Regions from separate parts of the Homo sapiens genome. Here region 1 is linked to region 2. A link is a loop called in an ENCODE intact Hi-C map of the cell type or tissue named here. Cell type or tissue: PC-3. All regions are shown on one strand. Each heading gives the region's core, and the rest is flanking DNA. Links, peaks and the distances in the headings are about the cores only. Region 1 has its middle 7.1 kb from the start of UQCRHL. Region 2 overlaps SPEN (spen family transcriptional repressor).

Evidence for each region. A loop is a pair of places that touch in the nucleus more often than their neighbours do. Peaks named below come from ENCODE experiments on the same cell type or tissue, not always from the same donor. Only the 100,000 strongest peaks of a DNase experiment are listed, where the experiment ranks them.
Region 1: a loop joins it to region 2, with 4 times the contacts of the local background. A loop is called at or near these places in 8 of 110 quality-filtered maps.

The regions. Positions count from the first base shown.
Region 1 is chr1:15,795,033-15,806,086 of GRCh38, forward strand. No RefSeq gene overlaps it. Among named protein-coding and RNA genes, the nearest start is that of UQCRHL, 7.1 kb to the right of the region's middle. RefSeq lists enhancers at 5,202-5,496, 8,662-9,163. In PC-3, for the core only: a CTCF peak has its summit at 8,509 (motif pointing right); DNase peaks (open chromatin) are centred at 1,899, 4,149, 5,339, 6,289 and 1 weaker place; H3K4me3 peaks cover 2,284 bases; H3K27ac peaks cover 5,172 bases.
Region 2 is chr1:15,914,177-15,925,230 of GRCh38, forward strand. SPEN (spen family transcriptional repressor) reads left to right here. Exons shown (of 15, transcript NM_015001.3): 6 at 1,952-2,103; 7 at 4,750-4,875; 8 at 5,228-5,341; 9 at 6,694-6,807; 10 at 8,073-8,173. Among named protein-coding and RNA genes, the nearest start is that of ZBTB17, 56 kb to the right of the region's middle. In PC-3, for the core only: no CTCF peak of the experiment used is centred there; a DNase peak (open chromatin) is centred at 5,355; H3K27ac peaks cover 2,736 bases.

The sequences.
Region 1 (11,054 bases), core at 1,808-9,807, 120 kb before region 2:
TCTTGAACTTCTGAGCTCAAGTGATCCTCCTGCTTTGGCCTCCCAAAGTGCTAGAATTACATGTGTGATCCACCACGCCAGGCCAAGACCTGCATCTTAAGAGGGGGAGTTTAGACTGCAGGCCTCTTGCTTGTAAGTGACATATAATTTTCCCAATCCATCCAGAAAGGTCCTTGTATCCTGTATGACTCATACTAATTCTCAGAGAGTGAGCATCAGATTAGAGAGACTCTGGAGTGTACCCTGCTCATAACCTTCCTTCTGCAGAAAAAAATGTATGTGATTCAGTGGAAAATAATGCACTATCTACACCCAGCACACCCTTCCTGGTTATCAGATTCTAGCCTTTTATTGTCTTTGAGCGACTTTACAGCTCTGTAAATTATAGGTAAATGATATATTGCCCTGTCTAGTAGAGGTTCTCCCTCGCTTTCTTGTTGAAAAACCAGTTTTCATTTGCACATTCATTTCAATATTCCTGACCTATGAATGTGACTGTTCTTAGCTGTCCCCCCTTTTTTTTTTGAGACAGAGTCTCGCTCTGTCACCCAGACTGGAGCAGAGCACAGTGGCATGATCTCAGCTCACTGCAAGCTCCGCCTCCTGGGTTTAAGCGATTCTCCTGCCTCAGCCTCCCAAGTAGCTGGGATTACAGGCATATGCCATGATGCCCAGCTAATTTTTGTATTTTTAGTAGAGACGGGGTTTCACCATGTTGGCCAGACTGGTCTTGAACTCCTGACCTCAGGCAATCCACCTGCCTCGGCCTCCCAAAGTGCTGGGATTACAGGCGTGAGCCACTGTGCCCGGCCCTTAGCTGCCCTTTTGAGCTGGTTATAACATCACCTGGCTCCCTTATGAGTTAAATAAAATGGCTAATACCTATTCATTTTCTATCTGTGTGGGAGTCATGATTTTACCTTCTTTTGAAAATGAAAATGACCTTGCAACGCTTCCTTCATCAGGTGTTTATGACAGCTCCTTTAGGCCAGAGGAGGTGGTGGGGTCCCTTGCAGGGCATCCCATGAGGTGGAATTAAGAGCAGCTGGCCGGTGGCCTCTGTTCCCCAGAGTGGTCTCTGAATGGGAAGGGAGGGGAGGGGAGGAGGAAGACAGGAGGGAGGGGTTCTGCCCAGTGGATGGGATAAGGTCTTAGCAAGACCTAGATTCTCGGGCTGGGTGAAGTGGCTCATGTCTATAATCCCAGCAATTTGGGAGCCGAGGCAGGAGGATCACTTGAGCCCAGGAGTTCTATTTCAGCCTGGGCAATAGAGTGAGACCCCATCTCTACAAAAAAAAACAAAAAACAAAAAACAAAAAAAAAACTAGACTCTCTCTCTGGTTAAGCTCCTAGCCAGCTATTTGACCTTGAGACACAATGTCTTTAAGTTTTGAGGGTGAGGAAGGGTGTCAAAAACTGACATTTATTTCCTGAGCTCTTGTCTGTCTTGTCTGGGGTGAGGCTGGAGAGGTGGGATGATTGACTACGCTGAACAGGAAGCTAGGTTTCAGGAGTTAGGCAGCCTGCCTGGGATCGAGACTCCTTGATGAGGATACTGACAGTAATAACAACAGCAGCAGCTACCATTTCGTGGGCATGCATATGCCCATATGTATTATCTCATTTAGTTCCCACTGCTGCCTGGAAGGAAGGAATGATCTATGATCCCATCGTTCACACAGGGAGACGAAGGCTCAAGGTCACACCACATAGATTCCAGCTCTATATTTAGCCAAGTCCTAAACCCTTTATTCCACTGCCTTAGCCTCCTAGATGAGACAGGGCAATCCCTTGGCCACTGAATTGCTTTTTTCCTCACCTACAAAACAAAGAGAATTATTACCTTGATCATACACGTAAAGGAATGCAATGGCAGATGACCAAATGTCATGTGGTTTCCTGGGATGGATTCTGGAAAGGAAGAAAGGACATTAGTGGAAAATCTGGTGAAATCCCAGTAAAGTCTGGAGTTTGGTGAGTCATGTTGTACCAATGTCAGTTTCCTAGTTTGGACAAATGTGCCATAGTTGCGTGAGATTTTTTTTTTTTTTTTTCTGAGACAGTGTCTCGCTCTGTCACCCAGGTTGGAGTGCAGTGGCGCGATCTTGGCTCACTGCAAGCTCTGACTCCCGGGTTCACGCCATTCTCCTGCCTCAGCCTCCTGAGTAGCTGGGACTACAGGTGCCCGCCACGACGCCCGGCTAATGTTTTGTATTTTTAGAAGAGATGAGGTTTCACCGTGTTAGCCAGGAAGGTCTCGATCTCCTGACCTCGTGAACTGCCTGCCTCGGCCTCCCAAAGTGCTGGGATTACAGGCGTGAGCCACCGCACCCGGCTGTTTTTTTTTTTTTTTTTTAAGACGGAGTCTTGCTCTGTCACCAGGCTGGAGTGCAGTAGAGCGATCTTGGCTCACTGCAACCTCTGCCTCCCAGGTTCAAGCAATTCCCCTGCCTCAGCCTCCCAAGTAGCTGGGACTACAGGCACACACCACCACGCCTGGCTAATTTTTTGTATTTTAGTAGAGACTGGGTTTCACCATGTTGGTCAGGATGGTCTCGATCTCCTGACCTCGTGATCTGCCCACCTCGGCCTCCCAAAATGCTGGGATTACAGGCGTGAGCCTCCATGCCCAGCCTCAATAAATCTAAAGTTATTTTGAAATCAAAAGTTTCTTATCTAACAAACTAACGGGATAAAGGGGAAAGTCTTTGAGCCTGAGCTCCTGGATGCCCTGCCTCTCACTGATGACGTAAGAACAAGGGGGTGAGAGGAGGCCATCACACACTCTTCTGCCAACAGGAAAGTCGGGCTGAGAGGGTAGTCATGTCTGGACAAGGGGGAGGGGCCTACTGACTGAGAAGATGGCAAGAGAAGAGGAGTGGGGGACCTGACCCAATATCTATAGCATGTGGGAGACAAGTGCCAAGTAGGAAGAGGATGGTGAGGGGTCTCAGAAGATCAGAGTGACCTTCACCCAGTGTGAGTGGTAATTTTTTTCCTTCCCACCTTCATCCTCCTCCTCGCAGAGGTGATCAGATGTTTGCAGGTGCCTGCTTGTGTTTACAAGTAGGTCTTGGAAGATAAGAGAGGCAGTGGGAGGGGTGGGAAAGCCCTGTTCTGGCAGTCAGGACACCCAGGGCTTGGCCACTAACCAGCTGTGTGAGCTCGGCCGGTCTCACACCCTCTCTGGGTTATGGATTCCTGAGGAATCCATAAACACGCAAGGATTCCTCAGGAAAACACAATACGGGCCGGGCACGGTGGCTCACGCCTGTAATCCCAGCACCTTGGGAGGCCGAGGCAGGTGGATCACCTAAGGTCTGGAGTTTGAGACCAGCCTGGCCAACATGGTAAAACCCCATCTCTACTAAAAATACAAAAAATTAGGCCAGGAGCGGTGGCTCATGCCTGTAATCCCAGCACTTTAGGAGGCCGAGGCAGGCGGATCACCTGAGGTTGGGAGTTCAAGACCAGCCTGACCAACGTGGAGAAACCCCATCTCTACTAAAAATACAAAATTAGCCGGGGTGGTGGCACATGCCTGTAATCCCAGCTAGTCGGGAGGCTGAGGCAGGAGAATCGCTTGAACCCAGGAGGCGGAGGTTGCAGTGAGCCGAGATTGCGCCATTGCACTACAGCCTGTGCAACAAAAGCGAAACTCCGTCTCCAAAAAAAAAAAAAAAAAAAAAAATTATGGCCTGCCGTGGTGGCTCATGCCTGTAATCCCAGCACTTTGGGAGGCCGAGGCGGGCAGATCACCTGAGGTCAGGAGTTCGAGACCAGCCTGACCAACATGGAGAAATCCCGTCTCTACTAAAAATACAAAATTAGCCGGGCATGGTGGCTCATGCCTGTAATCCCAGCTACTCGGGAGGCTGAGGCAGGAAAATCGCTTGAAACCAGGAGGTGGAGGTTGCAGTGAGCTGAGATCATGCCACTGCACTCCAGCCTGGGCAACAAGAGCAAAACTCCATCTCAAAAACAAACAAACAAACAAAAAACACAATACGACCCAGGAATCCTGAACTGGTCCTTTACAGTTAGCAGGATCCCAAACTTCAGACCACAGGGAGGGGCTGGCTGAAGCAGGAGAGAAACCCATGAGGGGTCACCCTGAGGGCCCAATCAGAAGGCACATGGGGGGTCAGGGAGGGTTAAGAATGCTCTCTGGGGCCTGTGAGTCATGGGCCTGGCAGCTTGGGGTTTCCCAAGACTGCTCAGACGGGCTGTGGCATGCAGGGAGCTCAGCCAGAACCTCCCTTGCAAATCTGCACCCTTTCCCCCAGCAACCCCCCCGCTTCCAGCACCCCTCTGACCAGCAACCCCTCCTTGGCAAGGTAGAACTCCCAATGGCCCACCCTGAGATGGCTTCAAATCAAGTCCCACGGGCAGAAAGCAAACAGTGGCTCCACTCCAGTGTGCCTAGAGATCCCGCTTCATTCATTCATTTGTTCATTCATTCACTCACTCTTTAATAAAATACTCATTGACCCCTCCCATCTGCCAGTCACTGCCCTTGGCACAGAGCTCAGTTTAATGGAAAAAGGAGAAAAGAGAACAGTCCGTGCTGGGGAGGCACAGCCAGGAGTCCAGGAGGGCAGGCCATGGAGAAAGTGATGTCAGAGCTGGGCCTAAAGGGTGTGCAGGGGTCAGCCAGGCGAGGCTCTGGAACAAGAGCTATCCAGGCGCTTGCTCTCTGAGCTGGGCACAGCTGAATGTGGCTGAGCATGTGGGAAGTGCAGGATGAGGGCCAGACTCAGGCAGGAACCAAAGCAGCAAGGCTTCCTAGACTCTGTGCCAGGATTGGGGCTTTTTCCCAGGGGGGCAACGGTGAGAAGGAAGAACCCCAAGCCAGTAGAACCCCAAGCCGGTAGAACCCCAAGCCGGTAGGGCAGATGAACTTGCCATAGAGTCCAACTGCCCATAACCACAGAGGTGGTGGCCGGGCCCAGAGAGGGTGTGAGACCGGCCGAGCTCACACAGCTGGTTAGTGGCCAAGCCCTGGGTGTCCTGACTGCCAGAACAGGGCTTTCCCACCCCTCCCACCGCCTCTCTTATCTTCCAAGACCTACTTGTAAACACAGGCAGGCACCTGCAAACATCTGATCACCTCTGCGAGGAGGAGGATGAAGGTGGGGGAATGAAGGCGTGCAGGTGAATCAGGTCAGTGTTGCTCATAGGCTGACCCAGTGCGGATGGTCCCGTCAGTGGCAAGGAGGGCAGGATTCTGCACGGGTGAGAGCACTTGCCCTAGGGGGATGCAGTGAGTCACTGGGTGCAAAGTTCACACTCCTCCTTCCTCCTGGCTTTGATCTGAGTTCCCTGGAGGGAGGTGCAGCCTGGATTCCTGGAGGCGGGGCCATCTCCTCTCCCTGCCCTGCCCTGTGGGTCCAGATTGGGAGGCCGGCTGTCTCCACTCCTCTCTGAACTCCCACACACACCTTTTCGAGGCCCTAGTAAGTTTCCATGTTGGCCTCACTGGCGGGGTCAGACTTGACCTATCACCTAGGACATTCGCTGCAGGAAGTTGGAAGCTTCCCTCTCCTGCTGAGCTCAGCCATGCGTCTTACTGCCTGGTGCCACATTCCGTTCCCTCCTGTCTCTGGGAGGATGATCAGATCTGGCAGAGAGCCCAGGCCTGCCCAACCAGCGGAACAAAATAAATGACCGCAGGGTGGGACTCCGCGGACACCAAGACACCAGGGAACTCTTGGACTGAGCACCAGAGGAACTAACCCCAGTAGCTGCCCCCGAGCAAGGACCTACTACTGATGCTGCCAACAGCCCCGGGAGACAGAAATATTATCACCCTTATTTTATAGAGAGGAGAAAAGAGGGGTGCAAGGGTCATGGGGACAGTGACTGATCCTGACATCCACTAAGGGCCCTCTTGGGTTTTGTGTCATGAGTTGAAAGGGAAGCAGCTGGCAAGGTGGTGTGACATTGAGCTGCGCAAGTGCAGGTGAGATGCGGTGGAGGTGGAGCAGTGGGACTGACCAGTGTTGGGGTTTTGTCAGGACCGCAGGAGGGGGTGGGGGTGGGGCCTGACCATGAATTGTAGGCTGGGCAGGAAGGACACGGAGGGCAGGCAGGCTGAGGGACATGCAAAGGGGGCAGGATCCATGGACTGCTGGAGCCGGGGCACTGGAGGAAAGAAATGAGGTGAGGTCAGAGAGGTCAGTCAATAGATATTATAGAGGAGGGGCAGTCACTGGTCACGGGGGACAGATACTGGGGTGGCACTGCTCCTAGGGTGTAAACCCTTGGCACATAGCCTGCATAGAACAGGCCCTCAGAGAGTATTTGTGGAATGAATGAGTGGCTACTTGCAGTCTGGGGTTGGGTGACTCAAAGGATATTTTACTTTCTTCTCTCTAGCTTTTTTTTTTTTTTTTCTGAGATGGAGTCTCACTCTATTGCCCAGGCTGGAGTGCAGTGGGGCAATCTTGGCCCACTGCAACTTCTGCCTCCCAGGTTCAAGCGATTCTCCTGCCTCAGCCTCCTGAGTAGCTGTGATTACAGGCACCCACCACTATTCCCACTAATTTTTGTATTTTTAGTAAATACGGGGCTTCATCATGTTGGCCAGGTTGGTCTCAAACTCCTGACCTCAGGTAATCTGCCCACCTCAGCCTCCCAAAGTGCTGGGATTACAGGTGTGAGCCACTATGCCCGGCGGCCTGCTTTTATTTATTTATTTTTTTTAATAACAGCTTTACTGAGATATGAATCACACATACAAAATTCACCCTTTTAAAGCTTTCTTTTTTTTGAGACAGGGTCTCGTTCTGTCACACAGGCTGGAGTGCAATGGTGCGATCATGGCTCACTGCAGCCTTGACCTTCTGGGCTCAAGCCATCCTCCAGCCTCAGCCTCTTGAGTAGGCTGGACCATAGGCGCACACCATCTTGCCTGGATAACTTTTGATTTTTCTTTTTTTTTCTGTAGAGATAGGGACTCACTGTGTTGCTCAGGCTGGTCTTGCACTCCTGGGCTCAAGTGATTCTCCCGCCTCAGCCTCCCAAAGTGCTGGGATTACAGGTGTGAGCCACTGTGCCCAACTCTGATTTTTTTACAGTAAGCACATGATAAGGGAGGAGACCACCCCTCATATTGTCTTATGCCCAATTTCTGAATCCAAAGAAAGAAGTAGTAAAAACTAAAAGGCAGAAATGGAATCCACAGGCAGATAGCCCAGCACTGCACCCTGGGCCTGGAGTTAAAAATCAACCCCGACCTAACTCTTCTGTTATCTATAGATTTCAGACATTGTATGGAAAAGCGTCGTGAAAATCCCTGTCCTCTTCCTTTCCGTTCTGATTACCAGTGCATGCAGCCCCCAGTCACGTACCCTCTGCTTACTCAATCGATCACGACCCTCTCACGCGGACCGCCTTAGAGTTGTAAGCCCTTAAAAGGGACAGGAATTGCTCACTCGGGGAGCTCGGCTTTTGGAGACGTGAATCCACCGATGCTCCCAGCTGAATAAAGCCCTTTCCTTCTACAACTCGGTTTCTGAGGGGTTCTTGTCTGAGGCTCATCCTGCTACAATGATACTTTTCTAATATGAACCCATATATGTTTTTAAAATTCATTTTTCTAAAAAGTTAGGATAAATCCATGAGATAGAAAAATAATGGACCAAAACTTAGAGAAAAGATAACTACTGGCTGGGACCCAGGACTGTGGCCAGCCCTGGGCTGATTTGTGGTTTGAGCAAACCACTGCCCTTCCCAGAGCCTCGCCTGTGAGACGGGGGTTGGCAGAAGTGAGCAGGGCAGCAGCTAGGGATTGAGCTGAACTGATGGCATCTCAGGCTCTTCCCAGCCTTAACAGCTCAAGATTTTGGGGCAATCTGGATTCCCACACCTGGTGAGAGAAGCAAATTAAGGAGATGACCTGGTCTTTGGAGTTCTCTTCCCTAAGAGGATAAACACCACAATATTGACAGTCCAGGCAACAAGGCCAAATTCAACCCAGAACAATGTTTTAGGTCACACCATCTCTCATCAATCCCTAATTGAACTGAAGGTATTTAACACCTTATCTGTCTTTTTTTTTTTTTGAGACGGAGTCTTGCTCTTGTTGCCTAGGTTGGAGTGCATTGGCACGATCTCGGCTCACTGCAACCTCTGCCTCCTGGGTTCCAGCAATTTTCCTGCCTCAGCCTCCCAAGTAGCTGGGATTACACGCTTCCACCACTGCGCCCGGCTAATTTTTTCTTTTTTTCTTTTTTTTTAGTAGAGATGGGGTTTCTCCATGTTGGCCAGGCTGGTCTTGAACTCCTGACCTTGTGATCCTCCCGCCTTGGCCTCCCAAAGTGCTAGGATTACAGGCATGAGCCACCGTGCCCAGCCTTATCTGCCATTTTTTATCTTCCATTCTAAACCAGTCCTTCTCAAACTGAAATGTGCATACAAATCACCTGTGAATCTTGTTAATATGGAAATAATCAATAGGTCTGAGGTGGGACCTGAAATTCTACAATTCTAACAACCTCCCAGCAGATGTCAGTGTTGCTGGTCCCCAGACCACTATTTAAATATCAAGGCTCAGCTGGGCACCGTGGCTCACGCCTGTAATCCCAACATTTTGGGTGACCAAGGCGGGAGGATTATTTGAGCCCAGGAGTTCCAGACCAGCCTAGGCAACATCAGTGAGACTCTGTCTCTACAAAAAACAAAAATTAGCCAGGTACAGTGGCATGTACCTGTGGTCTCAGCTACTCAGTAGGTGGGAGGATCCCCTGAGCCTAAGAGTTCGAGGCTGCAGTGAGCTGTGATCGCATCACTGCTCTCCAGTCTGGGCTACAGGGTAAGACCCTGCCTCGAAAGAAAAAAAAGTGACAAAGCAGCATCCCTTTGTCACAGAGAAAACCTGGAAACTCCATTGTACTTCACGGAATTGCTAAAAGACGACACCAGACCATATAGGCTGCCTTCCTATTAACTTTTCCTTTTTTTTTTGAGATGAAGTCTCACTCTGTCACCCAGGCTGGAGTGCAGTGGCTCGATCTCGGCTCACTGCAACCTCACCGCCTCCTGGGTCTAATCAATTCTCCTGCCTCAGCCTCCCGAGTAGCTGGGACCACAGGCAAGCGCCACTACGCCTGGCTAATTTTTGTACTTTTAGTAGAGATGGGGTATTGGCCAGGCTGATCTTGAACTCCTGACCTCAGGTGACCCACCCGCCTCGGCCTCCCATTGTGTTGGGATAACAGGCGTGAGCCACTGAGCCTGGGCCCTATTAACTTGTCTGTCACCTGTCATCTCCCTCTTGTCTTTCATTACTACTTGCTTGTTGTCTATCGTGTGTCCCCTCTACTGCAATGAAAATCCTTTGAAGGCAAGGGCACTGCTGGGTCCCTAGCTGCTGAGCACATATTTAAGGGCTAACTAAATATTTGTTGGATGAATGAACCTCAACATTTTGAGGTAGTAAGTAAAAAAGCAAGTGACAGAATGGTATGCAGGCTTTTTTTTTTTTAGAAGTCTTGCTCTGTCACCCAGGCTGGAGTGCAGTGGTGTGATCTCGGCTCACTGCAACTTCTACCTCCCAGGTTCAAGTGATTCTCCTGCCTCAGCCTCCAGAGTAGCCAGGATTACAGGCGTGTGCCACCACACCTGGCTAATTTTTGTATTTTTAGTAGAGATGGAGTTTTGCCATGTTGGCCAGGCTGGTCTCAAACTCCCAACCTCAAATGATCTGCCCACCTTGGCCTCCCAAATTGCTGGGATTTCAGGCATGAGTCACCGCACCCAGCCCCATTTGTGTTTTTTAAAAGTTTGAGGCCAGGTGTGGTGGTTCACACCATTAGTTCTTTGGGAGAACTGTTTGAGGCCAGGAGTTCGAGACCAGCAGCCTGGGGAACATAGTGAGGTCCTGACTGAAAAAGTTTTTTCTTTTTTTTTTTTTTTGAGACGGAGTTTCATTCTTGTTGCCCAGGCTGGAGTGCAGTGATGCGATCTCAGCTCACTGCAACCTCTGCCTTCCGGTGGTTTCAAGCGATTTTCCTGCCTCAGCCTCCCGAGTAGCTGGGACTACAGGCACACACCACCACGCCCAGCTAATTTTTTGTATTTTTAGTAGAGACGGGGTTTCACCATGTTGGTCAGGATGGTCTCGATCTCCTGACCTTGTGATCCGCTCACCTCGGCCTCCCAAAGTGCTGGAATTGCAGATGTGAGCTACCGCGCCTGGCCAAGTTTTTTTCTTAATTAAAAAGGGCCAGGTGTGGTGGCAGCAGCTACCATTTTTTAGTATGTACATGCATTTGCTTTGTTTTGTTATGCACAGTGCCTGGTCATAATATATTTTTTAAAGAATAATGCCAGTGTGGTGGCTCATAATGCCAGTGTGGTGGCTCACACCTGTAATCCCAGCACTTTGGGAGGCCAACATAAGTGGACTGCTTGAGATCAGGAGTTTAAGAACAGCGTGGGCAACATGGTGAAACCCTGTCTTTACAAAAAATACAAGAAGTTAGTTGGGTACAGGCGTGGTAGCTCACACCTATAATCCCAGCACTTTGGGAGGCTGAGGTGGGCGGATCACCTGAGGTCAAGAGTTCGAGACCAGCCTGACCTACCTGGAGAAACCCCGTCTCTACTAAAAAAAAAATACAAAATCAGCCGGGCATGGTGGTGCATGCCTATAGTCCCAGCTACTTGGGAGGCTGAGGCAGGAGAATCACTTGAACCTGGGAGGCGGAGGTTTTGGTGAGCCAAGATCACACCATTACACTCCAGCCTGGGCAACAAGAGCGAAACTCCGTCTCAAAAAAAAAAACAAAAACAACAACAAAAAAAAACTCCCTTAAGGTGATGCTCCTGCGGCCAGAGTTGAGAGCCTCTTTTTTCTTTTCTTTTTTTTTTTTTTTTGCTCTCTGTTGCCCAGGCTGGAGTGCAGTGGCACAATCTCAGCTCACTGCAAGCTCCGCCTCCTGCGTTCACGCCATTCTCTTGCCTCAACCTCCCGAGTAGCTGGGACTACAGGCACCCACCACCACACCCGGCTAATTTTTTGTATTTTTAGTAGAGACGGGGTTTCACCG
Region 2 (11,054 bases), core at 1,241-9,240:
TCGAAAGGGGTAACATTAGTTGAGCTACCATTGGAGCCATCAGTCTGGACTCAGAAGTGAGATGTATTCTGACTTAACTCAAGGTCCCTGAAATTGAGTTTTTAAAAATACCAGTGTTGTTGACATTATCAGTAATGTTCAATGGCTGGCTCTAAATGCTTCATTTCAGTAAAGTTGATTAAATATTAATTTTTTGGATGGCTTTGTTTTACATTAAGAAAAAAGAACACACAGTAGTTTCCTATAATTGTTATCAACAAAACCTTGAGCGTTCCTGCCCTAGACCAAGTTTATAAATGGAGCTTCAGAGAAAGGCTATGATAAATTAGAAATTAAGCCATTGCTTTTGACCATAAAAAATAGAGGCTGGACGTCGTGGCTCACACCTGTAATCTCAGCACTTTGGGAGGTTGAGGCGGGCGGATCACCTGAGGTCAGGAGTTCGAGAGTAGCCTGCCCAACATGGCGAAACCCCGTCTCTACTAAAAATACAAAAATTTGGCCAGGCATGATGGCGGGCACCTGTAATCCCAGCCACTTGGGAGGCTGAGGCAGGAGAATTGCTTGAACCCAGGAGGCAGAGGTTGCAGTGAGCCGAGATTGCTCCGCTGCACTCCAGCCTGGGTGACAAGAGTGAAACTCCATCTCAAAGAAAAAAAAGAAGAAGAAGAAGCCGTAACAATCATTTCTGTTTGTCACTGGGGACCATGCAATATCAAAAGATAATTTAAAACATATTGCTTTAATCTGTTTTCATAGTTACTCTTATATCTAAAATTTCCGTATTTAGACAGTTGATTTATTGTGTTAGTATGAGAGGGGCGAAATGCTAAATATCTTATAAAATGTTGAAAAGTAAATGAAATTAAACAATGAAGGTGGACTATTTTCAGCTGAGTTTTTATGTCTATTTCAGAGTATAGTTTTATACGCCAAATTGAGAGCCTGCTACGTAATTTTGGAAACTAGGATTAGGCTCAAATAATTAATTACCATTTTTGCTGGGGTTTAAAATCTATTTCTGTGTCAGTGATTATTTTTAAAACAAATCAGGCCAAGTGCAGTGGCTCACGCCTGTCATCCCAGCACTTTGGGAGGCTGAGGCAGGAGGATTGCTTGAGCCCAGAGACCAGCCTGGGCAACAGGCTGGGGGGGTGGAAAAACTAGCTAGGCATGGTGGCATGCACTGGTGGTCCCAGCTACTTAGGAGGCTGAGGTTGGAGGATTGCTTGAGCCTGGGAGGTTGAGGCTCCAGTGAGCCATGATCCTGCCAGTACACTCCAGTCTGGGTGGCAGAGCGAGACTCTGTCCCAAAAACAACAGATCACCTTAGCAAAGATATCTATCTATTTTATTTTTTCTATTTTATTTTTGAGACAGGTTCTCTCACTGCCATCACCCAGCCTGGAGTGCAGTGGCGTGATCACAGTTCACTGCAGCCTCAACTTCCCATTCTCATGCTATTCTCCCACCTCCGCTTCCCAAATAGCTGAGAATACAGGCGTGCGCCACCATACTTGGCTAATTTTTTGTATTTTTTTTGGTAGAGATGGGGTTTCAACATGTTGCCCAGGCTAGTCTCAAACTCTGGGGCTCCAGCGATCCTCCCACCTTGACATCTTAAAGTGCTGGAATTACAGGCATGAGCCACCCTTCCCAGCTAATTTAGCAGATTTAAATCAGTTTATTTTTAATTTTAAAGGTTAAACAAAGTGTTACTTTAGCCTTAATTTTTTTTTGAAACGTTTATTTAGCCTTTGTATTCCTTTTTTGCTTTAGAGTTAATAAGGGGTGGCTATTTCTGAAGGTGTTTATGATATTTCAGTTTATGTGAGTATTCAAGCCCATTATTTCAGACATTTTGTTTTTTAAATGTAGATTTTTCCATGATATATAAATATGCATTAAAATACTGTCTTCTCTTTTTACTCGGCCCCCATTCCACTTACAGAAACAGAAAGTGAAAATGAATTTCGCCCCTTGGATGAAAGGATAGATGAATTTCACCCCAAAGCAACAAGAACTCTCTTTATTGGCAACCTTGAAAAAACCACTACTTACCATGACCTTCGCAACATCTTCCAGCGCTTTGGAGAAATTGTGGTATGTTGCTTTTACTATGTAAACAATTTTAGGTCTTTGTCATAACACATAAAGCATAGTACAGATTATATTTGGAAAGGTGATATTTAATGGTGTAATGAATGAACATTGTTGTGTGCTTTTAGCTCTTGCTAAAAGATAATCCAGAGAATCCCATTGGGTATGGTTCTATATACGTGTGTAAAAATGTAATATATGTCCTTTGTTTACACATATATATTTTCTTACCTCTTTTTTTTTTTTTTTTTTGAGACAGAGTATCACTCTGTCTCCGAGCCTGGAGTGCAGTGTCATGATCACGACTCACTGCAGCCTCAACCTCCTGGGCTCAAGTGATCCTCCCATCTCTCAGTCTCCTGAGTAGCTGGGACTGCAGACATGTCCCACCACGCCCAGCTAACTCTTGTGTTTTTTGTAGAGGTGGTGTTTTGCCATGTTGCCCAGGCTGGCTCTTACCCATTTTTATCTTTCTTTGTTCATTGGGTTCTGTTTTAATGCCATCTCTAGTCCTGTGGATTGAAAGGAAAATCTGGAAGAGAAAAATGTTTGTAAAAATGAAGCAGCAGGCTGAGCATGGTGGCTCACACCTATAATCTCAGCACTTTGGGAGGGTGAGGTGGGCAGATCACTTTGAGCTCAGAAGTTTAAGCCCAGCCTGGGCAACATGGTGAAACCCTGTCTCTATAAAAATACAAAAATTAGCTGGGCGTTGGTGGCTTGCTCCAGTAGTCCCAGCTACTCAGGCGGCTGAGGCTGGAGAACCACTTGAGCCCAGGAAGCAGAGGCTGCGGTGAGCCGAGATCACGCCACTGTACTCCAGCGTGGGTGACAGAGTGAGACCCTGTCTCCAAAAATAGAAGCAGCAAATTAGTGTATGATTGTTTTGTGATCACAGTGCACATCAGAAATACCTTGGGGATTACTAGAATATGGATGTCGTCTGCTAGCAGTTTAATTCTATTAGGAAGTCTTAATTTGAATCACTTTTTATATTATGCAAGTCATTGTTAGATTAAGGGGTACAAGAAGTTTTCTGTTCCTTTATGACTTAAAATTAGAGTCAGTTTAAAAATGAAAATATTTTGGTCACAGCTTTGTAATCTTGGGATATACTATTATTATTTTTTTAGACAGAGTTTCACTCTTGTCACCCAGGCTGGAGTGCAGTGGTGCGATCTTGGCTCACTGCAGCCTCCGCCTCCTGGGTTCAAGCGATTCTCCTGCCTCAGTCTCCTGAGTAGCTGGGATTACAGGCGCCCGCCACCATGCCCAGCTAATTTTGTATTTTTTAGTAGAGGCGGGGTTTCACCGTGTTGGCCAGGCTGGTCTTAAACTCCTGACCTCAGGTGATCTACCTGCCGTGGCCTCCTAAAGTGGTGGGATTACATGTGTGAGCCACCATGCCCAGGCTGGGAGATAACATTTTGTAAGATATCAGCCTTTCTCATCTCCTCAAAATCTTTCATAGAATCGTAACTTCTGTAGAAATCTGCACATGCCTTCTTTCTTGGTTCAGCCACAGCAAACTTATAGAGAACCACAACCCCCAATTAATGCTCCAGCAATATGATATTACAGATTCTTGGCCAGAAAGTCACACATCTGAGGTTTCATCAAAGCACTGGAAGCCCTGGTAGTTAGTTATTGTCCTTGATAGGTATGACAGCCCCACCCCAATGTCCTTCCTTGCTGATGGAGAAATGGATGACCTCATTTTCAATTATTTTGATTTGTCAAATTATTTTGGTTTTGTGGGAGTAGCATATACTCTAATTGCAGTTCTACTGCCTACCTAGATGGGTGGTATGGAATTCAGTAACCTATCTGGGCTCCAGCTTCTTTTGTCTTTAGACAGTTATCTGTTATTTATTTATTTATTTATTGATCTTTTAATTTTAAAGGTTAAAGAACAAAGATTTATTAATCTTCTCAGATATCATATTTTATTTTATTTATTTATTTTTAAGACGGAGTTTCACTTTTGTCACCTGCGCAATGGCGCGATCTTGGCTTACCGCAACCTCTGCCTCCCGGGTTCAAGCGATTCTCTTGCCTCAGCCTTCAGAATAACTAGGATTACAGGCATGTGCCGCCATGCCTGGCTAATTTTTGTATTTTTAGTAGAGACAGGTTTTCACCGTGTTGGCCAGGCTGGTGTCGAACTCCTGACCTCAAGTGATCCGCCCGCCTCCACCTCCCAAAGTGCTAGGATTACAGGCGTGAGCCACGGTGCGCAGCCAGATATCATATTTTAAATGGCCTGGCCCCTAATAACGATTTTAGATATTGCAGAAGGGAATTATTTCTTAGGATTTCATTAAATAGCCTGCCTTTTCTTTATTATCGTTAAGTTTCTCTTAATGCTGTTAGTATGGATTTTAAATTTTGAATTTTGAATTGCAATGCTGTTGCTCCTCTGCAGAGAGCTTCACATGAGAAGGATTTCATGGTTTGTGACAATAAATGCTATATGTTTTATAGCAAACTAGTAACTTACCATTGTATTAAGGTGTACAGTTTTTTTAACTAAGTAAATGATGATTGAGAACATGACTTTTTTGAGAAATAAATACCCTATATGGACTTGGTTCATTCTAATTTATTTTCTTGGGCATATTGCTAAGTTGTATTCATTGGTTTTTTCAGGATATTGACATTAAGAAAGTAAATGGAGTTCCTCAGTATGCGTTTCTGCAATACTGTGATATTGCTAGCGTTTGTAAAGCTATTAAGAAGATGGATGGGGAATATCTTGGAAATAATCGCCTCAAGGTAAATGAATTTGCATAAATTATTGTGCTGTTATGATTTGCTTTGTTTTTTAAGACTTGAAGGGTTTTTTTTTTGCATATGCCTTATTATTTAAGATCCTACTAAGACAGATAACCATAAAAGTGATATACTTCTTTGCATTCCTATCCTATTATATACTGTAATCTGATTAATATTCGATTAGCCAGGCAGGATTTTTTTTGTATATTCCTATTTAATTTTAACCAGATGTTTCCCACTTGAGATGTTGATTTGATAAGATTACTATAGAAAACCAGTTTTCTGAGAATTCTGTTGTAGTTGAATAGTAATTGTGAACTTTACTAATAGAAATTTTGCCTTTTATATTCAGCTGGGTTTTGGAAAGAGCATGCCTACAAACTGCGTGTGGCTAGATGGGCTTTCTTCGAATGTGTCAGATCAGTATTTAACACGACATTTCTGCCGATATGGGCCTGTGGTAAAGGTAGGCGGGAGGTTTTGGTATGTGGTTCAGACTTCTGACTCACTCGTCTTGGTATTCTCTCCTTTCAGTCTCAGTTGGCTAGCATTGCCTATTTCTTTAATAACGAGCACATTAAAATTATGTTTGCTAAGATTTGGTCAATAAGGGCATTTGCATCTGTTGCCTTAAGTTATGAGTATTTTGAAGAAACTATTTTGAACTAGCCAAGGTGATTAATTTTGAAACTATTCTCATAGTATAAATAGAATGAAATAGAAATGTTGCTTAGGGATTTTTATAATTTTATCTTACATTAAAATTAGATAGTCTGACTATATAGTTATTCACATTTACACTAAATATGTAATTAGACTTTTTTAAATGAGGGGAAGTTCACACAACAGAATATTCATCTAACCAATGATTTTTATGTAATACATCCATAAGCAACAGGAAAAGGGTCTCCAGACCCAATTCAGTGTGTGAAGGTAAAGCTTTGGTTCCTTAAAACTATGTTTACTCTGTGGTAGGTATATTGTATACCCTTGACAATGCTTTTTTTTTTTTAAATTTATTTATTTATTTTTAATTGAGACAGAGTCTCACTCTGTCACCCAGGCTGGAGTGCAGCGGCGGGATCTCAGCTCACTGCAACCTCCGCCTCCCAGGTTCAAGCGATTCTCTAGCCTCAGCCTCTTGAATAGCTGGGATTACAGGTGTGTGCCACCACGCCTGGCTAGTTTTGTATTTTTAGTACAGATGGGGTTTTGCCATGTTGGCCAGGCTGGTCTCAAACTCCTGACCTCAAGTGATCCACCTGCCTCGGCCTCCTAAAGTGCTGAGATTACAGGCACTGCGCCTGGCAGACAATACTTTAAATGTAGCTTTTGTTGTTTAGAGAAATACACATCTTAAAGATTGCCTGTATAAAAAAATCCACAGCCTTAAGACAGTTATGCTACTTGTAGCCAAAGTTCACAGAAATTCTTTGTTGTTCTTAATTTTTCCTTCCTTTCAAGGGTGTTTTTTGCTGTTGTTGGTTTTGCTTTTTTGTTTTGAGCCAAAACAAGACGAATACTTTACTGAAATACAATATAGTGGTCAGTAAACATGGAAAACAAAGTAAAATACAGAAGAACAAAATAAAGGCATAATATCTCAAGCCATAATGTCTATGATTCTAAACAGTCCCTGCACATTTTCATTTTATTGTGTTCACTACAGTGTGCATCACACTTTTTTTTTTAATAGAATAAAATATATAAAAATATATTTTTTCTCATCCGTGTCCTTGTGGCTTAGGATTTTGTTGGGACTGACACTAAGTCCAGTGGATGAGGCTCTTACTTGTTTTTTGTTTGTTTGTTTTACAGGTGGTGTTTGACCGCTTAAAAGGCATGGCCCTGGTTCTCTACAATGAAATTGAATATGCACAAGCAGCTGTAAAAGAGACCAAAGGGAGGAAAATCGGTGGGAATAAAATTAAGGTGTGCAGAATGACTTTAAACAGAAGCAAAACAAAGTCCTATTCAAATCTCACCCTCTTGGGCTGGGCGTGGTGGCTCACGCCTGTAATCCCAGCACTTTGGGAGGCCAAGGCAGGTGGATCACCTGAGGTCAGGAGTTCGAGACCAGCCTGATGAACATGGTGAAACCACGTCTCTACTAAAAATACAAGAAAAATTAGCCGGGCTTGGTGGCGCGTGCCTGTTAATCCCAGCTACTTGGGAGGCTGAGGCAGGAGAATTGCTTGAACCCAGGAGGCGGAGGTTGCAGTGTGCTGAGATCATGCCGTTGCACTCCAGCCTGGGTGACAGAGTAAGACTCCATCTCCAAAAAAAAGAAATCACCCCGTTAATAACTAGCATTTTGTAGGCTGCCAGCCAGGGGAGTGGTTTACAAGACACGTATGCTGTATCATTAGTGTTTAAGGGGAATATTACAATTTTATGCTCAGCTACTTGTGGGCACAGCATCTTTAAACCATTAGCCACAGATCCTTCCCTAAAAATCTTCTCATTCAAAGAAGTGTGCTTCTCAGTGTTCGGGTGCTGATGCTCACACAGACACTCTCATCGCAGGCTTGACCACAGTTATGGGTATCTGACACCCAGGGCCTCATAGTATCAGTCCAGCATCCTGAATGATATGTCTTTCTTTCCTTTCCTACTCTCCTGAAGAGTGGGTAGCCACTTAAAGCATAACTTTATGTCCAGTGTATGTTTTTAAAAACTTGTATTCATGGTAGTTTGAAGGAATTTATGCACTTAACTATGAAATAACTATGATTGTTAGGTTGAAAAAAGTATTTTAAAAATAAGATGATAAGCTATTTGATAGCTGATGAGCATCATATGCTTTAGTAACTTTGAGGCCCAGCTGTGAATAAAGTTTAAAATGTTCATCCATATTTTGTTTTATATTCTAACTGTAGTTTTGGCAACAGAGATTGCTGGATTTAGTTGATCTGATTACTTAATTGCCATTTCAGTTTTCCATTTTGCTTTTTTCACTCCTTCACAATTGGGTTTGAAACTTTATAAATTTCATTCTTTTATCACGGTTTATACAGAATTTGAGAGATTTCAGGTTAATATAGTTTCAGTGATGAGGACTGTTTTACTTGAGATACATTGCTGTTTCCTGAAATTTTCTCAGAAGGGCTATGTTGTGAAGAATTTACAAATCTGATAACATTTTTCCATCATTAAAATTTGAAACTTGCATCAAACACCTCTTTTTTTTTTTAAAGGTGGATTTTGCAAATCGGGAAAGTCAGCTGGCTTTTTATCACTGCATGGAGAAATCTGGTCAAGACATCAGAGACTTTTATGAAATGTTAGCCGAAAGAAGGTATGTATTTTAAACTTACCAGTGTAGCTTGAGTTTTAATAGTTTTAATACAGAAACTTAAGATGGCATTAAATTTTATTTTTCACTCTTTACCCCTACTTTCATCTTCTAGAATAGAGAATGCTTCTCTTTTATCACTTCATATGGAAACACAGGTTTATTTTTTTGAATCTAGTTTCCAGGTAATTCCTATGGGTTTGGAGCAACCTGTCTGGATTTCTCACTGAATGCTCCTAGAACTTGAAAGAGTTACTGTTTTGCCAGGTGATAACTTTATGTACTTTTTTTTTTGAGACAGGGTCTCACTCTGTCACCCAGACTGGAGTGCAGTGGCATGATCATGGCTCACTGCAGTCTCTGCCTTATAGGCTCAAGTGATCCTCACACATCATCTTCTTGATTAGCTGGGACTACAGACACTTGCCACCACGCTGGAGTAATTTTTGTAAAGATGGGTTTTCTCCATGTTGTCTAGGCTGGTCTTGAACTCCTGGGCTCAAGCATTCTGCCCGCTTTGGCCTCCCAAAGCGCTGGGATTACAGGTGTGAGCCACCACACCTGGTCTGCTTTATGTACCATTAATCATAAATACAAATCATCTTGCTTACAGTTACTTCTTAAAGTAAATGTATTAATATATGTTAGAGTGCATTATAAACTTTTAAATGGCTACATATTTAGTAATGACAACAACCAGGTTGTATGTGCTCATACATTTAACTTAAAAAATAAATAAATAAATAAAAACTTCCAAAAGAATATCAAGAGCTTTATTTTAAAGTTGAATCTCTTAAATAGTCAAAGTGAATCAATAAGCCAAAGCATATGTAAACTGGCAACTTTGGCAATGTGCAGGGCAAACCTGATTTCCTCTTGTTAATACTTTCAGTCATGGTTATGTAGTATTTAATATTTTTTCTGCTGAACAGACCGAAATATAGTAAAACATCTTAAGATAATGCCACCAGATTCTTCAATAGCTGATTACTTTTGAAAATGGAAATTTGGTCCATATTATCAAGCTGTTTTTCCAGACATACCTCTGATTAAGTTTCCTGGAATGTTCCCACTAGGTCTCCACCCCTATATGTGTTAGACAAAAGGTTTGTGTGAAAAACGCCTTTAGACACTTGAGTTCAAAGTATGAAAAGGGCTCCATGGCAAGATGAGCCAAGTCAGGGTTGTGCTGCCACAAGCCCTGTTGAATGCATTCCCTTTCTACTGCCTCTTCTTGCCAATTCATTTTTGTTTAAATGATAGCAAGTATTAATATATATTAATTTCTTAGTGGAATATTGTACAACAGTCGTTGAATACTTTGTGCTTTTTTTTTTTTTTGAGATGAAGTCTTGCTCTGTGGTCTAGGCTAGAGTGCAGTGATGCGATATTGGCTTACTGCAACCTCTGCCTTGCTGGTTCAAGCGATTCTCCTGCCTCAGCCTCCCGAGTAGCTGGGACTACAGGCGCATGCCACCATGCCCGGCTAATTTTTGTATTTTTAGTAGAGACGGGGTTTCACCATATTGGTCAGGCTGGTCTTGAACTCCTGACCTCGTGATCCGCCCGCCTTGGCCTCTCAAAGTGCTGGGATTACAGGCGTGAGCCACCGCACCCGGCCTACCTGGTGTTTTTAAATGAAAAATGCTCCCTACGGCCAAATTCTCAAAAGCTCAAACTTGTCAGGTTTTGATGGTTTCTCACCAGATCAGAATCCAAATCACAAAGCTTCAAAGATCAATACTCCTTTAGCTAGAAAGTCAGGCTCGATAGACTGTTTTCTCAGTTGTGTGAGTGTAAGAGAGTGAAAGTGAGCGTAAAATTATGTGGCCACATGCAGGAGAATGTGTGTGTCTCATGTCAAGAGAGAAAAAAATTCTCTATCCTGGCTTCCCAAGTAGCAGTTTGAAGTCATTGTTAATACAGTAAATGCTTACAAGGAATTCTTATCTATATGTGAGTGGAAAGTGTCCCGGAGGCCTACTTGCACCTAAAACATACAAAATCCATTAAAATCCTCTGTGTACATTAAATATTTTAAAACAGCAGTTTTGTGTGAGGGTTGAATAATGTAATGTGGGTGTTACTTTTTGTATATTACTACTTAAAATCTATTTTTTTTTTGTTTTTTGAGACAGAGTTTCCCTTTCGTTGCCCAGGCTGGAGTGCAATGGTGCAATCTTGGCTTACCGCAACCTCTGCCTCCTGGGTTCAAGCGATTCTCCTGCCTCGGGCTCCAGAGTAGCTGGAATTACAGGCACGCACCACCAGGCCTGGCTAATTTTGCATTTTTAGTGGAGACAGGGTTTCTCCATGTTGGTCAGGCTGGTCTCAAATTCCTGACCTCAGGTGATCCGCCTGCCTCGGCCTCCCAAAGTGCTGGGATTACAGATGTGAGCCACCACGCTTGGCCAAAAGTCATTGTTTGTTTTAGTGATGAACTAACTGGCTTTGGGTTTGTTCTGTGTTTTTTCTCATGGTTATTTATCCCTCTCAAATGGCAGTTATCTCCTCATGAGGACGCAGGAGGGTGTGGGACTTCACTGTGACCCAGGTTTGCCCCATGTGGTTTCAGTTGGCAGTGCTTATGGAATGCATTCCTTGCAGTAGACCTTGAGGATCTTTGCCTCTTCCATAGAATGGAAGTTATCTCACTGAATAGTTGATGCATGAATGAAAAAAAATGCTTTAATGCTAATGATAAGCTCAGGAATGCAAATGACAACTCTATTTGCACAGGGCTTTCCCATTTTCCAATAGTATTTCATTTGATCCCTCTAATACTCTGTCAGGTAACCCTTTTTATGGAAGGAACTTTTGCTAATAAGATCACAGGCCACTAAGGGGCTGGGCTGGGGATAAACCTAGGGTTCCTACCTGCTAG